2 separate regions of the Homo sapiens genome follow, and region 2 is linked to region 1. The links are chromatin loops, found by intact Hi-C in ENCODE. Cell type or tissue: chondrocyte. All regions are shown on one strand. Each heading gives the region's core, and the rest is flanking DNA. Links, peaks and the distances in the headings are about the cores only.

Evidence for each region. Peaks named below come from ENCODE experiments on the same cell type or tissue, not always from the same donor. Only the 100,000 strongest peaks of a DNase experiment are listed, where the experiment ranks them.
Region 2: it touches region 1 in a loop (6-fold over the local background); 10 of 110 quality-filtered maps call a loop at or near these places.

Annotation. Positions count from the first base shown.
Region 1 is chr3:25,643,915-25,652,933 of GRCh38, reverse strand. It overlaps TOP2B (DNA topoisomerase II beta), which reads left to right. Exons shown (of 36, transcript NM_001330700.2): 2 at 7,464-7,634. Among named protein-coding and RNA genes, the nearest start is that of TOP2B, 16 kb to the left of the region's middle. In chondrocyte, for the core only: a CTCF peak has its summit at 4,691 (motif pointing left); no DNase peak of the experiment used is centred there.
Region 2 is chr3:26,112,948-26,121,966 of GRCh38, reverse strand. No RefSeq gene overlaps it. Among named protein-coding and RNA genes, the nearest start is that of LINC00692, 240 kb to the right of the region's middle. RefSeq lists an enhancer at 3,626-4,125. In chondrocyte, for the core only: a CTCF peak has its summit at 3,546 (motif pointing right); no DNase peak of the experiment used is centred there.

The DNA of each region.
Region 1 (9,019 bases), core at 326-8,325:
TGATTATCTCTTTTTTTTCTTATGTAATCTAGCTAACGATTTGTCAGTTTTGTTAATTTTTTCAAAAAACAAACTCTTGGTTTCATTGATTTTTTTTCCTCATTGTTTTTCTATTCTCTATTTTATTTATCTTTGTTTTAATCTTTATTTCCCTTCATTAATTTGGTTTAGTTTCTCTTTTCCTAGTTCTTTGAAAGGGTCTAAAGTTAGGTTGTTAATTCGAGATCTTTACTGATTGTTAATGTTAGGTGTAATACTGTTTTAGCTGCATTACATAAATATTGCTCTATTGTGTTTTGGTTTTCATTTGTCTCCTGATATTTTCTAAATTCGCTTGTGATTTCATCTCTCACCCATTGGTTATATGAGAGTGAGTTGTTTAACTTCCACTTATTTGTGGATTTTACTGTTTTCCTTCTACTATTGATTTCTAGTTTAATTCCATTTTTGATGGAAAATATACCTTATATGATTATAGTCTTCTTAAGTTTGTTAAGACTTGTTTTGTCACGTAACATGTGGTCTTTGTTGGAGAATGTTCCAAGTGCAATTGAAAAGAATGTGTATTCTCCTGTTGTTGATTGGAGTGTTCTGAGTATGTCTGTTAGGTCCAATTGGTCTATAGTGTTGTTCAAGTTCTTTGTGTCTTTATTGATCTTCTGTGTGGTTGTTCTATCCATAACTGAAAGTGGGCTAGTGAAGTCTCCTACTATTATTGTGTTGGTCTCTCTCTCCCTTCACTTCTGTCAGTGTTTGCTCATAAATTTGGGAACTGTAATGTTAGATGCATATCTTACTGGTGAATTGACCCTTTTATCATATAATGTCCTACTCTGTCTCTTGTGACAGTTTTTATCTTAAACTCTATGTTGTCTGATGTAAGTACGGCCACTCTCTTCAGATTCCAGTTTTCTGGAATATCTTTTTCCATCCTTTTATTTGTAGCCTTTGTGCATCTTTGGATCTGAAGCAGATGTCTTGTAAACAACCTGTAGTTGGATCTTATTTTTTTATTCCATTGGCCAATCTATGTCTTTTATTTGGGCACTTAATCTTTTTTTTTTTTTTTGAGACACAATCTCCCTCTGTTGTCCAGGCTGAAGTACAGTGGCACAATCTTGGCTCACTGCAACCTCTGCCTCAGGTTCAAGTGATTCTTCTGCCTCAGCCTCCCGAGTAGCTGGGATTACAGGTGGCTGCCACCATGCCTGGCTAATTTTTGTATTTTTAGTAGAGATGGCGTTTTACCATATTGGCCATGCTGGTCTCTTAACTCCTGACCTCAAGTGATCTGCCCACCTTGGTCTCCCAAAGTGCTGGAATTACAGATGTGAGCCACCGCTCCTGGCCCAATTTATATTTAAAGTAATTATTGACATGGACTCACTATTGCCATTTTGATTATTTTTTTATATGTCTTATAGCTTTTTTGTCCATCTTTCTTCCCTTGCTGCCTTCTTTTGTGTTTCATTGATTTTTTTTTTTTTTAGTGACATGTTTTGATTTTCTTCTAATTTCTCTTTGTGTATATTCTACAGATATTTTCCTTGACTTTACCTTGCCATTACATAACATATCTTCAGGTGATAAAAATAAATTTTAAATTAGTAACTTCAATGCCATATGAAAACTCTTCCTTTTTTCACCTCTGCCCTCCCCTGCTTTGTTTTTGATGATACTTTACCTCTTTTTATATTGTGTATATTTTAACACAGATTTAGAATTATTTTTTATGCTTTAAAAAATTCTATACTATATTTAAGTGATCTGTATTACTGTATTACAATACTAGAAGATGCCATATTTGTCTGTATACAAATAGTCTTCAAAAAGTTCATGGAAAATGTGTATTATGAGAAAACTATGCATGGATTTCAAAATTTTTTGGTATCAAAATAAACTTGTACTAACTTGTTATAACGTGTCTGAACAAAATCTAGTTTGCGGTACTAAGAAGGATAAGACATCATTTGGAAAAGAGCCCCTGTCAGAGCAATATGAATTATGCTAAAATTGAAGCAAGAACAAACATCAAGTTTATGAAGAAGCTTAGGTGAAAGAATGGTGAAATCATTGATTTACAATATGTTTACAGGGCCAATGCCTCAAATAAATGAGCAGTTTACAAATGGATAACTTCTTTTAAGAAGAGATGAGATGATGTTAAAGATGAAGCCTGCAGCAGCAGACCATTACATCAATTTGTCAGGAAAAGATTAATCATGTTCATGCCCTTATTTAAGAGGACCAATGATTAATAGCAGAAACAATAGCTAACACCATAGATGTCTCAGTCGGTTCAGCTTCCACAATTCTATATGAAAAATTAAAGATTCACAGACTTTCCATTCAATGAGTGCCAAAACCATTGTGCCTAGATCAGCTGCAGACAAGAGCAAAGCTTTTAATGGAAATTTTAAACAAATGGGATCAAGATACTGACACATTTCTTCAAATAATTGTAGCAGGAAATGAAACAGGGCTTTACCAGCATAATCCTGAAGACAAAGCACAATCAAAGCAATGGCTACTAAGAGGTGGAAGTGGTCCAATCAAAGCGAAAGCAGACAGGTCAAGAGCAAAGGTCTTGGCAACAGTTTTTTAGGATGCTCAAGGCATTTTGCTTGTTGACTTTATGAAGGGCCAAAGAACGATAACATCTGCTTATTATAAGAGTGTTTTGAGAAAGTTAGGTAAAGTTTTAGCAGAAAAATCCCCAGGAAAGCTTCACCAGAGTCTTTCTCCATCATGACAGTACTCCTGCTCATTCCTTTCATCAAACAAGAGCAATTTTATGAGAGTTTTGATGATAAATAATTAGGCATCCATCTTATAATCCTGATTTTGCTCCTTCTGACTTTTTTTGTTTACTAATCTTAAATCTTTAAAAGGCACCTAATTTTTTCAGTTGATAATGTAAAAAGACTGCATTGGCATGGTTAAATTCCCAAGACCCTTGGTTCTTCAGAGTTGAGCTAAATGGCTGATATCATCACTTATAAAAGTGTCTTGACCTTTATGGAGCTTTTGTTGAGAAATAAAATTTATATTTTTTATTTTTATCTTTTGATTCCATTTTTCCAAGAACTTTTTGGAGTCTCCTTGGACTTTACCAGGGAGTTATGTATTTTTGTGTTACTGTGTTGCTATTTTTTATCCTTTTGCTTTAAGGGACTCCCTTTATCATTTCTTGTTGGGCAAACCTAGTGGTGATGAACTGTCCCAGTGTTTGTTTATCTAAGAAAGTATTAATTTCTACTTCATTTTTGAAGGGCACTTTTGCTGGATACAATGTTCTTGGTTGGCAGTGTTTTTTTTTTTTTTCTTTCAGTACTTCAGATATATTCTTCCAATCCCTTCTATCTTGCAAGGTTTCTGCTGAGAAATTGGCTAGTAATCTAACAGAAGCTCCTTTGTAATTGATGATTCACTTTTCTGTTGCTGCTTTTAAGATTCTCTCTTTGTCTATGACTTTTGACAGTATAATTATGATGTGTCTTGGTGTAGTTTTCTTTAGATTTATCCTTGGAGTTCTTTGAGCTTCTTTAATTTGTATATGCATTTATGTCCTCAGATTTGGAAAGTTTTCAGCTATTATTTCTTCAAATAGGCTCTTTCTCCATTTCTCCCTTTCTTCTCCTTTGAGGCTTACATAATGTATATGTTGTTCTGATAGATAGTGGCCCATAAGTTCTTTAAGCTCTTTTTATGTTTATTCATTCCTTTGCCTTTTTGCTCCTTTCCCTTGGCAATTTTGAAAGTCCTGTCTTCAAATTTGCTGATTTAAAAAAATTCTGCCTGCTCAAGTCTACTGTTACATCCCTCTAGTGTATTTTCAATTCATTTACTGTATGCTTCAGTTCCAGAAATAATGTTTGCTACTTCATCATAGTTTTTATCTTTGTTGATTTTTTCCTTTTGTTTATGCATTGTTACACCGAGTTTTTGTTTGTTCATCTGTACTCATTTATTTCATTAAGCATCCTTATGGCAGTTAATTTGAATTCTTTGTATGACAATATATTTCCATTTCTTTAGGCTCAATTTGTGGTGATTTATTTATTATTTTTTTGAGACAGGCTCTTGCTCTGTCACCCAGGCTGGAGTACAGTTGTGTGCAGATGGCTCACTGCAGCCTCGACCTTCTGGGCTCAGGCAATCCTCCCGTCTCAGCCTCCCAAGTAGCTGGGACTACAAGTGTGCACTACCACACCTGGCTAATTTTTTTTTGTTTTGTTTTGCTAGAGATAAGATTTGGCCATGTTGCACAGACTGGTTTTGAGCTCTGGGCTCAAGGGATCTGCCTGCCTCAGCCTCCCAAAGTGCTGGGATTACAGGTGTGAGCCACTGCGCCTGGCTGCAATTTAGTTTTTTACATTGAATCGGCTGTATTTCCCTGTTTCTTTGTATTGTTATTTTCTGTTAGGGCTTTGGCATTTGAAGGCTTAGCTAACTCTCTGGTCTTTGCGGTCTGGTTTCATACTGGGAAGACTTTCTTCATCCAGTTAGTCTAGCTAGAGAATCCTGAGACCTCACAAATCTTTTATGGGGATGCATCCTCTTTGGGTTTGTAATTTCTTAATTGAAGAGGTTTGCCTCTGTCCATCTGTCTGCTCCCTCTGGTGTGTCTTTGTCTGCTTTACTTGTGGCGTCTCGTGCTGTAGTAAACTACAGTACTGGAGCTCCACCTTGTGTCTGTTTCTGATACTGCAGGGTCTGATGCTAAACCAAAGCACTTTGCTTTTGTTTTCAATGGCCCTCAACCTGGCACCCTGTTCAATGTCAGTACTTAGATTCAGTCAAGAAGTTTCTAGGGTAGCACTGCCCTCAGCTGTTCCATTGGAGGTATATTCCTTTTCTGCTCCTCCCCAGGGAGAAGGTGGAAGTTGTTGTTGTCTTGTTTGTTTTTCTCAATCTTGCCTTGCTGGGGCAGATAGGAGGGAGGACATGAGCTTTGATGCTATTTTATGCTCACCTGGGGTGCTGGAACTTATCACAAAGGCAGTTGGATTGTTTGTTATTGTTGAATCCTTGTCTTCATGGGGAAAGAAAGGCCTGGGGTTTCTTGTTTTGCCATCTGGCTGACCACACTCAAATGTTACCTGTTTTTTTTAGACATTATCTTAGCAAGAATGGTAAGTCTTTGAACTTGATAGGAATTTGGTGGGTTCAAGCTTTCAAACTTTTTTTTGTAATATATCCATTTGGGAAGAGGTGCAGGGAGGAAGAGGTGGTGATTATAAGTAAGGAAGTGTGGAAAAAGTTGTAAATTCTTGAAGAAAGCATGAGGTAAGGTTTTACTCCTGTTTTTTTTTTTTTATCCCTGTGTGCCCTTTAGTTCAGTTTAGTTCATACAAATTAGATAGACATGAGCCTCTGGTTGAGTCTAATCTTGAAAATATTTTCTTTGTGATGGGGTTGGTTTTAGAAGAGTAGCCTGGAATACGAAAGCTTTTATTTGTATGGTTATCATGTGTCTTCAACCTTTATGTCAATAATTGCAGACTTAGAATAGCAGTTCTAAGTTAATGGTAAAATGTTACCTACTTTCGATTCCATAGCATCTATCTTCTTTGAGTACTTTCTTAGAGTGTGATTTTAATGATTATGATCTTTGTTCTAACTATTTTGAGGCTTCATTAAAAAATAAATTATGATTTTATTGTTAGAATCGTTTCTATAAATTAACGTCACTGCGCCTGGCCCTTAAATGTAAATTTGTTTTTATCAATCAACTATTTCTTCATAAAAAGCAAAGAATACGATTAGAAATTTGAAGACTATCTGGTATTTTAAAAATAAAGTTCATCTTTCTGGCCGGCTAGTTCATCGTCTAACTTTTGCAGAAGTGGAATGTGAATGTGAAAACTTTGTGAAACAGAATTATTTTCTTTTATCCAAAGCTACTTTTAATTGTCTTTGAGCAGTGTTAATGGAAAAACTTATAAATGTAGGAATGTATAAGAATATAGTTTAAAATCTAGTAAAATGAGTTATTTTTAATACTTTTATTTTGAAATATTATTAAATCTTTAATTGTATATAAAACTTACTGCATTGTGAAATTATAATTAACGTTTGAGTTTCCTGAGGATATATTAAATTCTTATCTTCGTTTAGACTTTTCAGAGGTCATGTATTTTGATTTTTAAACATACTTAATGATACAGTTTTTAAAAATAAAAACTTTAAAGCGGAATTGAAATTGCATACTGCTTGTTTAAATGCACAAAATCTCTGTATCTCCTATTATCTGTATTCTGTTTCTTTAATTTCTACTAAAATTTGAAGGCCTCTGAAGATATTTTAATTCTCATTGTGTCTTTTGAGTTATTTTTTGATTCTGAAAAGATAGGCCATCACAATATCTTTTTAGTGGGATGTCATATTTGTCAGCATTAAGGAATCCCAGAAGGAGAGAAGTATATTCTCTGCTGCTCTTAAGAAGACAAGGAAATTTGTAGACCTTGGAAATTTGATTTGACATCCTCATCTGCTGTAGGAATGTTTAGAATTAAGATCACCAACCTGTGCCTCCTTGAAACTGGTAGAGAAACTGGGATCAGTATTGGGACACCCAGAGCTGATATGTGAGGAATTATTGGCATGATCTACAAATGTGTGAAATTTGAGGATTTTATAAGCCATTTCAGTCATATCAGTGTTTATTAACTACATAGGTTAATATTTTGTGTAGGTCATTTTTGTTTATACTGTAGTCTTCAGTAGCTTAATGGTGGGAAGCTTACATCTGGAAGCTTTTGGGGCTCCTGCACCTAGCCAGGTTCAGTCATTGTGATTCTGTAACTTCACCAGAACTCAAATTTCTTGGGAGGTTTTGAGGACCACAAAAATTAACTTGAGTCCAGGTGTGGTGGCTCACACCTGTAATGCTAGCACTTTGGGAGGCCAAGGCAGGCTGATCACCTGAGGTCAGAAGTTCGAGACCAGCCTGGCCAACATGGTGAAACCTTGTCTCTACTAAAAATACAAAAAAAAAAAAAAAATTACCTGGGCATAGTGGTGCGCACCTGTAGTCCCAGCTACTCAGGAGGCTGAGGCAGGAGAATCACTTGAAACTGGGAGGTGGAGGCTGCAGTGAGCCAAGATCACACCATTGCACTCTAGCCTGGGTGACAGAGCAAGACTCTGTCTCAAAAACAAAACAAACAAACAAACTTGATATCTTACAGAATTGGGAAATGTTTGTATTTTTGGATTGCTGGAGACTGCTCTAGTGATTCTGGTGACTATACCCACGTTTTGGGCTCAGTCAAAACTACAGGTTCATGTTGTATAATAAGAGCCAGACGGTCAGTAAATAGACCTGTGTTTTCTTTAGATTTAAAAAATCAGTCTGAAAGATAATTTTGCCATTAAAAAAGAAAACCCATGTCGTGTGTCCATACTCATTGTCTACCCCTTGGTAGGTTATTTAAATTTGATTTTTTGGTTAATTTTAGACTCTTTTTGATCAGAACAATGCTGCAAAAAAAGAAGAGTCAGAAACTGCCAACAAAAATGATTCTTCAAAGAAGTTGTCTGTTGAGAGAGTGTATCAGAAGAAGACACAACTTGAACACATTCTTCTTCGTCCTGATACATATATTGGGTCAGTGGAGCCATTGACGCAGGTAATTATTGCTAAAATTGATTGAAATTAGGAGATGTGCATCTATATTTACTTTTTAATATGTTGATAAAATTATTGTAATTACTTGCTTTGGAAATTTGTAATTTCATCTGTCATAGTCAAAGTAGGGTGAAAGATCTAGAAGTAGAAATGTATTTACTTCTTTTTGGGGATTAAAAACCGTCAGAAGAGGCTGAGCGCAGTGGCTCACACCTGTAATCCCAGCACTTTGGGAGGCCGAGGCGGGTGGATCACAAGGTCAGGAGATCGAAACCATCCTGGCTAACATGGTGAAACTCTGTCTCTAATAAAAATACAAAAAAATACAAAAAAAAAAATTTTCTGGGTGTGGTGGCGGGCGCCTGTAGTCCCAGCTACTCAGGAGCCTGAGACAGGAGAATGACAGTGAACCTGGGAGGCGGAGCTTGCAGTGAGCCGAGATCACGCCACTGCACTCCAGCCTGGGCGACAGGGCGAGACTCCATCTCAAAACAAAAAACAAAAATCAGAAAAATGAAGTATAGAGTAAAATGGTGCCATACGAACTTTTTATGTAAGTCTTCCCCACCCGCCATCTCCCATCACCCCCTGATGCCCCCCCACCCCGTGTCTCGCTCTGTCGCCCAGGCTGGAGTGTAGTAGTGTGATCTTGGCTCGGTGCAACCTCTGCCTCCTGGGTTCAAACGATTCTCCTGCCTCAGCCTTCCAAGTAGCTGGGATTACAGGCATGCGCCACCACGCCTGGCTAATTTTTGTGTTGTTAGTAGAGACAGTGTTTTGCCATGTTGGCCAGGCTGGTCTTGAACTCCTGACCTCAGGTGATCCATCCACCTTGGCCCCCCAGAGTGCTAGGATTACAGGCGTGAGCCACTGCGCCCAGGCTTGTAAGTCTTTAAGTTCATATTGTCATTAATGTTAATGGTAGTACCTTGCAGAATTTGTACATATACACTGACTATTGTTTACTGCTTACTAGGAACTTGGCTTACATATATTATCTCATTTGATCCTAACCATTTTGGGAAGTAGGTACTGTTATCTCTATAGATGAAGAAAGGGAAGCTTACATAAATTTAAGTAACTTGTTCATATCTCTCAACTAGTAAGAACTGGGATTCAAAGTAGATCTCTCTGACTCCAAAGTCTTGCTTTGTTCGTATTATTTTACTCTGCTCCCTGTATTATAAAAAAAAAAAAAAGCATTAATTTTCCATTATTTATGAAAAGTAATGTTTTTATTTTTTCAACTATTTAATACTGTTTCTAATAATTATTGATGTCTTACATTAAAACTGACTTTATAATAATACAAACTTGATACAAAATGAACAATTTCTCAATTTTGAGGTTAATTTAATATGAATAGTGAAGTTGACTATTACTGAA
Region 2 (9,019 bases), core at 469-8,468, 470 kb before region 1:
TTTGTTGAAGATTTTTGCATCTATGTTCATCAAGGATATTGGCCTGAAGTTTTCTTTTCTCCTCCTGTCACTGCCAGATTTTGGTATCAAGCTGATGTTGGCTCTATAGAATGAGATAGGGAGGAGCCCCTCCTCCTCAATTTTTGGAACAGTTTCAGTGGAACTGGTACAATTCTTTCTTGTACATCTGATGGAATTTGATTGTGAATCCATCTGGTCCAGAATTTTTTTGGTTGGTAGGTTTTTTACTACTGATTCCATTTCAGAATTTGATATTTGTCTATTCAGGGTTTCAATCTCGTCCTGATTCAATCTTGGAAGATTGTGTATTTCCAGGAATTTATCTATTTCCTGTACATTTTCTAATGTGTGTGCATAGTAGTCTCTGAGGACCTTTTTTATTTCTGTGGAATGAGCTATAATGTCACCTTTGTCATTTTTTATTGTGCTTATTTGAATGTCTCTTTTTTATTTGTTTGGCTAGCACTCTATCAATTTTGCTTATTCTTTCAAAAAACAAACTGTTAGTTTCATTGATCTTTTGTATGAAATTTTGCATTGTAATTTGGTTAAGCTCTTCTCTAATTTTAGTTATTTCTTTCTTCCGCTAGCTTTGCGGTTGTTTTTTTTTTTTTTTTCTAGTTCCTTTAGGTGCAAAGCTAGACTGTTAATTTAAGAGCTTTCTAACTTCTTGATGAAGATGTTTAGTGCTATAAACTTTACTCTTAACACTACATTAGCTGCATCCCAGATATTTTGGTAAGTTGTGCTCCTATTTTTATTAATTTCAAGGAATTTTTTAAATTTCTGCCTTAATTTTGGTGTTCGCCCAAGAGATATTCAGGAACAAGTTATTTAATTTCCATGTATTTATGTAGTTTTGAGATATATTCTTGATATTAATTTCTATTTTTATTGCAGTGTGGTCCAAGACTGTATTTAGGATAATTTAGATGTTTTTGAATTTATTGAGACTTGTTTTATTACTGAGTATGTGGTTGATCTTAGAATATGTTCCACATGCAGATGACAAGAATGTATATTCTTTGGTTGTTGGGTGGAGTATTCTGTAGATTTCTATTAGGTCCAATTGGTCAAGGGTTGTGTTTAATTCCAGTCTTTCTTTGTTAGATTTCTGCTTCAGTGATCTGTCTAATGCTGTCAGTGGGGCTACTGAAATCTCCCTATATAATTGTGTGGCTAGGTAATTATTTTTTTTAGGTGAAGAATAACTTGTTTTATGAATCTGGGTGCTCTAATGTTGGTTATATATTTAGGATACTTCAGTCTTCTTCTTGGATCCAACCCTTTTTCATTACATAATACCCCTTCTTGTCCTTCTTGTTAGTGGTTTAAACACTGTTTTGTCTTTTATTTGTTGTTTTTATTTGCATGGTAGATCTTTCTCCATCCCTCTACTTTGAGCCTGTGGGTGTCATTACAGGTGAGATGGATCCCTGAAGACAGCAGACAGATAGGTCATGTTTTTTTATCTAGATTGCCATTCTATGTATTTTAAGTAGGGCATCTAGCCCATTTATATTCAGGGTTAGTATTGATATGTGAGATTTTGATCCTGTCATTGTGTTGTTAGCTAGTTGTTACGTAGACTTGATTGTGCAGTTGCCTGATAGTGTCTGTGGGCTATGTGCTTAAGTGTGTATTTGTGGTAGCAGGTGTTTTCCTTTAGATTTGAGGTTTAGCACACCCTTGAGGACCTCTTATAAGGCTGGCTTAGTTGAAATGAATTTCCTCATCATTTGCTTGTCTGCAAGGATTTTATTTCTTCTTCACTTACAAAGTTTAGTTTGGTGGAGTATGAAATTCTTGGTTGGGCCAGATGCAGTGGCTCATACCTATAACCACAGCACTTTGGGAGGCAGAGGTGGATGGATTGCTTGAGCCCCGGAGTTTGAGGCCAGCCTAAGCAACATGGCAAAACCGCATCTCTACAAAAATAAATAAATAAATACGAAATTAGCTGGGTGTGGTGGCACACACTTATGCTCCCAGCTTCTCGGGAGGCTGAGGTGGGAGGACTACCTGAGCCTGGGATATTGAGGCTGCAGTGAGCTGAGCTCATGCCACTTCACTCCAGCCTGGGTAAGAGAGTGAGACCCTATCTCATAAATAAATAAATTATTTTAAAAATAAAAATAAACTTTTGGTTGGCATTTATTTTCTTTCAGGATGCTGACAATAGGTCCCCAATCTCTTCAGGTTTCTGCTGAGAAGTCCACTACTAACTTGATGGGGTTACCTCTGTATGTGACCTGACCCTTATCTCTAGCTGCCTTTAAGATTGTTTCCTTTGCATTGAACTTGGTGAAGCTGATGACTATATGCCTTGAGATGATCATCTTGTATAGTATCTGGCCAGGGTTCTCTATGTTTCTTGAATACACATGTTGTATTAGTCCATTCTCATACTACTATAAAGAAATACCTGAGACTGGGTAATTTATAAAGAGATGAGGTTAATTGACTCACAGTTCTGCAGGCTGTACAGGAAGCATGGCTGGGGAGTCCTCAGGAAATTCACAGTCATGGCAGAAGGTGAACAGGAAGCAGGCTTGTCTTACATGGCTGGAGCAGGAGGAAGAGAGAGAGGAGAGGTGCTACACACTTTAAACAACCAGATCTCATGATAACTCACTCACTATCACGAGAACAGCATCAAAGGGGAAATCTGCCCTCATGATCCATTCACCAGGCCCCACCTCCAACACTGGGGATTATAATTTGACATGAGATTTGAGCAGGGACACAGACCCCAACCATATCGCATATCAACCTCTCTAGTGAGATTAGGGAAATTTTTGCGGACTATATCTTCAAATATATTTTCCAAGTTGCTTATTCTTTCTCCTTCTCTCTTTGAAAATTTGATCTCTTTATATAATCTCTTATTTCTCAGAGGTGTTGTTTATTCTTAATTATATGTTCTTTTTCTTCTTCTTCTTCATTTTTTGTCTGACTGAGTTGAGGAACTGGTCTTTGAGCCCTGAGATTCTTTCTTCAGCTTGATCTACTCTGCTATTAATACTTCGATTATATTATGGAATTCTTGTTTCTATGCAATTATTTTTCTAGTTTTCAGCTCTAGAATTTCAGTTTCGTTATTGCTTAAAATGGTTATTTTGTCTTTCAGCTCTTAGGTTGTTTTACTGGATTCTTTGGATTCCTTGGATTGGGTTTCAAATCTCTCCTGAACCTCAGTGAGCTTCCTTGCCATCCAGGTTCTCAATTCCATATCTGTCATTTCAGTCATTTCAGACTGGTTAAGAACAATTGCTATGGAGCTAATGGACTTGTTTAGTGATAAGGGGACTGGCTTTTTGAATTTCCAGAGTTCTTGCACTGATTCTTTCTCATCTTGGAGGGCTGTTGTTCCTTTAATTGTGATGTAAGTTGTTGGCTTCATTTCTGTATGTTTTCAGAGGTCAAAAGCTCTGTACAGGGTCTTTGTGGCCAAATTCTTGCCCTTGGTTTCACAGGGGGGTATATTAGCAAAATATCTCTTGTGTTGTAGTTTGGGCTGTGACCCAGTAGATGGTGCTTAAGAGTAAAGAGCAGTAGATAAGCTTTGAGCCACGCAGCTCCTTTGCATTTCCTCAAGTTTGCAGCTGTGCTCTGCAATTGGGGGGTGGGGAGAGGTGCTGGGTAGAGGGTTGGAGAGGAAGGTTTCTCCCTTACCAGGTCCATTCCTGGGCCTTGGGAGAGCCTCCCTCTCTGATCACTGCACTGTGCCCGTGTTTCTTTTGTTAGGTGTTCCAGGCTGCTGGAGTCCTTCAGGCAGAAGCCACAGCAGGGAGATAGATCACATCCTTTCCAAACTGGCCCTGTGGAGGGAGAAACACCCTGGTCCCACACTATCCCACAAACCTACGTCTCTTCCCTCTCAGTGCTCTGAGAGGGTAAGCTCCTCCCCAACTCGAGTGGACCCCAGGCTTAGCAATCCCAAGTGGTGCATGGCAGCCCTGGGCTGCCAGGACTGGCCTGTGGCTCCATCATCCCCACCCTCTGGGTTGGGTTCCAGGTGTGCTGGGGGATTTGAAGTGCTCCCAGGCTGCTGGGAATGCACTCAGATGGAGCAAAGTACCCAGGTTGGTCATCGAGGCTGTATTATGTATAGTCTCCTGGTTGGTGGCCAGGCAGGGGGCCTGGGAAGGACTGGCAGGCAGGCAGACCTACAGGGAAGTCAGCTCCACTTCCTCCTGGCCACAGTTAAACGGGGCCAGAGTCTCTTGGAGGAAGATGGGGAGCCCTGGGATATGGCCGACAGAGCTGTCCTGTGTACGGAGGCCCCTGGCTCCCTACTGGCTTAAGGCCCACTTCCATCTACTATCTGGGAAGATCCCCCTGCCAACTCAACTGTCCATGTGTGATGTGGGGTCCCCTGCAGCTAGGATCCCTAGAGGTACACAGCAACAGTGGGCGGTCCCACAGTCCCTTCACTCACCCCTTCCCCAAGAGCCATTTGGAGGTGGGAACCAACTCTAGCATTCGAGCACCATGCCCAGGGTTCCCAGCTTTCTCTCTCTTCAGTCTCAGCTTCTATGTCACTTCTGCATCCAGTCTCAGTATTTTCTCTCCAAAAATCTGTTCAAATTATGTTGGTTTAGTCAAAATATTCGTCTCTTTCAGTGGAGTCAGCACTTCCCAGTTGCATCTAGTTGGCCATCTTGTTAAAAAGTCTCTAATGATTTTTGTCAAGATTGCCAAGACCATTCAATGGAGAAAGGACAGCCTTTACAACAAATGGTGCTGAGAAATTGGATATCCACATGCAGAAGAATAACATCTTATTGCCTAACATCATATACCAAAATTAACTCAGATTTGGTCAAAGACCTAAAACTATAAAAGTCTTAGAAGAAAACATACAGCAAAAGCTTCATATCATTACATTTGTCAGTGATTTCTTGGATATAACAACAAAGGCACAGGTAACACAAGGAAAAATAGACAAATTGAATTTCATAAAATTAGAACTTTTGTGCATCAAAAGACAAAATCAACAGAAAGAAAAAGGAAACCCACAAAAATGGAGGCAATATTTGCAAATTATATATCTGGCAAATGATTAATATCTAGAATATATAGAGAATTCCTAACATTTAACAACACAAAAACAGATAACCCAATTTAAAAATGGTAAAGGACTTGAATAGACATTTCTCCAAAGAACACACACAAATGGTTATAAATCACATGAAAAGATGTTCAGCTTCACTAATCACTAGGGAAATGCAAATGAAAACTACAAGGAGATACCACCTCACACCCATTAGGATGGCTACAATTTAAAAAAACAAAATAACAAGTGTTAGTGAGGATGTGAACTAATTGCAGCAATGTTGGTGGAAATGTCAAATGGTATAGCAGCTGTGGAAAAGAATATGACTGTTTTTCAAAAAACTACCATATGATCCAGCAATGTCACTTCTGGGTATATACCCAAAAGAATTGAAAACAAACCTCCAAGAGATATTTTTACCCCAATGTTCATATCAGCATTATCCACAATAGCTAAAATGTGGAAGCAATGCAAGTGCCCATCAACAGATGAAGGGATAAGTGAAATGTGGTATATACATACAATTGAATATCATTCAGCCTTAAGAAAGAAATTCTCACATACATTTATACCACAGGTGAACCTTGAGAACATTATATTAAGTGAAATAAGCCAGTCACAAAAAGACAAACACTGTATTATTCCACTTACAAGATATTTAGAGTAATCAAAATCACAGAGCTGATGTTAGTAGAATAATGGTTACCAGAGGTTGGGGGAAGGTAAAAGGGAGATTTATTGTTTAATGAGTAGAGAGTTTCAGTTTTAATCTAAGATATTGAGACACTAATATATTTTATCTAATATATGGGTTTAAAAGCTCTTGCTTCTCACTACAGCAATAACTACAAGTTTGGTTTTAGAGTATTTATATTGAGAGAAATTTCCATTTAATTACCAGACAAGCCATTTAACTTGAAGTTGATTCTTTGCATAGTAGAAACTATTAAAAAATCAAGCAAAACATTTTAAAGTAGATACTTTTTTTAAAAAAATTGAGGGTTTATTTTCCTGTAATCTATAGTTTTAAAAAATTAGTCATTCAGAATATTGTTTGAGAATACTGAAAGTATAGAGGGTAATTATACTAAAAGCTAAAATGAGTCTTTGATGTACACTTTAAGTGCAGGAATCATTTATCCTGGCTGGAATAGAGTTAATGGCAATGCAACATACTTAGAATAAGGAATTCCCTTGAATATGCTCACATAGACATATATTCCTTTTGAAACATCATTACCAATAAATATTTTAGGTCTATTAAGCGTTTTTTGGTCACTCATTCTTTCTTACCCAAGATTTTTTACTTTGGTGTCAGTGCTGTCCCTTCTATCAACTTTATTATGCTTCCTTGAAACTTGTAAATTTGGAAATTGCCTAACAAAACATTCAAAGTCACAATGCCAACAAGCTAAAGAATATCAGAGAAAAGAAAATGCCAAAAACTCACAGAGAGTAAGCAGGAAAAAAGGCTGAGACCATCACCATGCCAAGGGACCTTTCTAACACAAGAACTCCCCATCATCTCCTCAAATCTATGACTAACAATTGACTACAGGCCCCAAATGCTTTTCTTCTTTAAATTCAGCCAAGTTCACTTAGAATGTTTTCACTTGTCATTTAACAAACATTAGACAAAGATCTACTGTGTCAAGAACAGAGATAGATAATAACTAAAAAGAATGAGTCTACTTAGCATTAAAGATAAAAAGACAAGTAAGTTATAGTCCCAATCTGTCAGGATCTCAGAGTCCAATAAGAAAGGCAAACATGTATATACATAATTATAATCAAGGGCTATTTGGGCAGTGAGGGAGTGTGTACAAGGTAGAGGGCACTGCAAGAAAGGGGATAATTAACTCTGGTAGTGGAGGGAATACGTTTCTGCAGGAGTAACAATGTGTGAATAGATTTTAAAAGATGAGTAGAAATTTGTTAGGTTTTCAATGCAGAAAAGCACTCCTGGAAGCAAACAGGGAGCTGTGAAACAGCATGGCATGTTAAGGAAAATTGCAAGTAGTGAGGTATAGATGGAAAATAAATATGAGAGGTACAGGTTACAACAATACGGATGGGAATGAGGGGTTAATGCTTACTGATATGGTTTGGCTATGTCCCCACCCAGATCTCATCTTGAGTTGTATCTCCCACAATTCCCATTGTTGTGGGAGGGACCTGGTGGGAGATAGTTGAATCAAGGAGGTGGTTTCCCCCATACTGTTCTTGTGGTAGTGAATGGGTCTCACAAGGTCTGATAGTTTTATGGGGAGAAACCCCTTTTGCTTGGCTCTCACTCTCTCTTTGGCTGGCACCATCCACGTAAGATGTGACCTGCTCCTCCTTGCCTTCCACCATGATTGTGAGGCTTCCCCAGCCACATGGAACTCCAAGTCCAATTAAATCTCTTCCTTTTGTAAATTGCCCAGTCTTGGGTATGTCTTTATCAGCAGCATGAAAACAGACTAATACACTGACCATTCCAGTTTCTCCTCACTTACTATGATGTTGTGTTAAAGAGCCAGGATAATTTTACAGGGTTTAAAGAAAATCACTTATTACATTTATAGGTAGCATGTAGTCAGCAAATTAATATGCAAACATTCTTTGCAGTGTTGTTTGCAGTGGCAAGAATGTAGAAACAACCAGGCTTTTACCATTTGGGGTCTGATTAAATAAATCGCAATACTTCACTAGAAAGCAATAGTATGTGGTTGTTTTATTTTAAGAAAATAAGGTAGTGCTGCATGATTAAAATGGACCTCATAACAGGATATAATATTTATTTGAAAACAAAACAAAACAAAAAACAAATAGCTGGTCATGTGTATACTGCCTTGTGTGTGGGGTTTTTAAATGATATGTTAGCATTAAATGATATGCTAGCATTATACATAGGTTATAACCTATAAAATGCAAAATGATATATGTTTTTAAAAAATAGCTCAGGAACTCATTTTCTTTTTTCATTCCCTTTCTTCCATCTGCGAAAATGAACAAGATAATATTAATTAGGACAACGGGAGAATGTATGATAAGCAGTTCAGAATAAGAATTTATAGTCAATTGTAGTTTTCCCCCACAGAATTAAATAGAGTCAATGAGAATGCTGCATATAATACTTCAGTAAGAGTTTTTCACTAGCACATTTCACCAGCGCTGTTTTGATCAACAAGTGAAATCTTATTTTTATTTTTTCTGGGCATACGCATGATTGCTATAATGTTGAGGCAAGGGGCAGAGGCATGGAGACTACCAAACGGAAAGACTGTGAGTCTCCCGGAACATGAGGACATTGTGTTTTAAGTATATTAGAAAAGTCTAACATCAGGGCAGCAAGTAATACTATTTAACAACAGCCTGACGCTGAAGGAGGACAAAATGAAGTGTGAATGTTTTTATAGATGCTGCAAGACATTGTTGTGCTGTTGTAGATGTGATTGTGTTACAATCATATCTGTTTCAGCTAGTGTCATTTTGAATTTGAACAAAGCAAAACATCCTAATATTTGATATCTGTTATGCACTGAAGAGGTTGAGTACCACTGTTTCAAATTATTATCCTAGTCCCCAATGTTATCGCTTTTAGACATTTGGTCTATTCTAAATTAATTATGAATACGTTTGTACATATCTATGGAAATAAACAAGCTAAATTTAAAGGGGGAAAAGGTGTTATGGACACAAGAGCAGGACCTGAACACATAATTCCCAATGGTGATTTGCAAGTCTAATGCACCAAGTTCAATGTCCAGGGCTCTTTATTCAGCTCTGAAAAAAATATATATGTATATATATACCATGTTCATCCCAGGAAACTCCATTTCATAAAACACTGTTATAAATACTATAGAGAGTTATGGGTCAAAATAACATGGTAGGTTCCACCTATATGTCTTTAAGTTTAGAGAGTCATGCATTGTAGGCAAGAAAAGAAGAGGC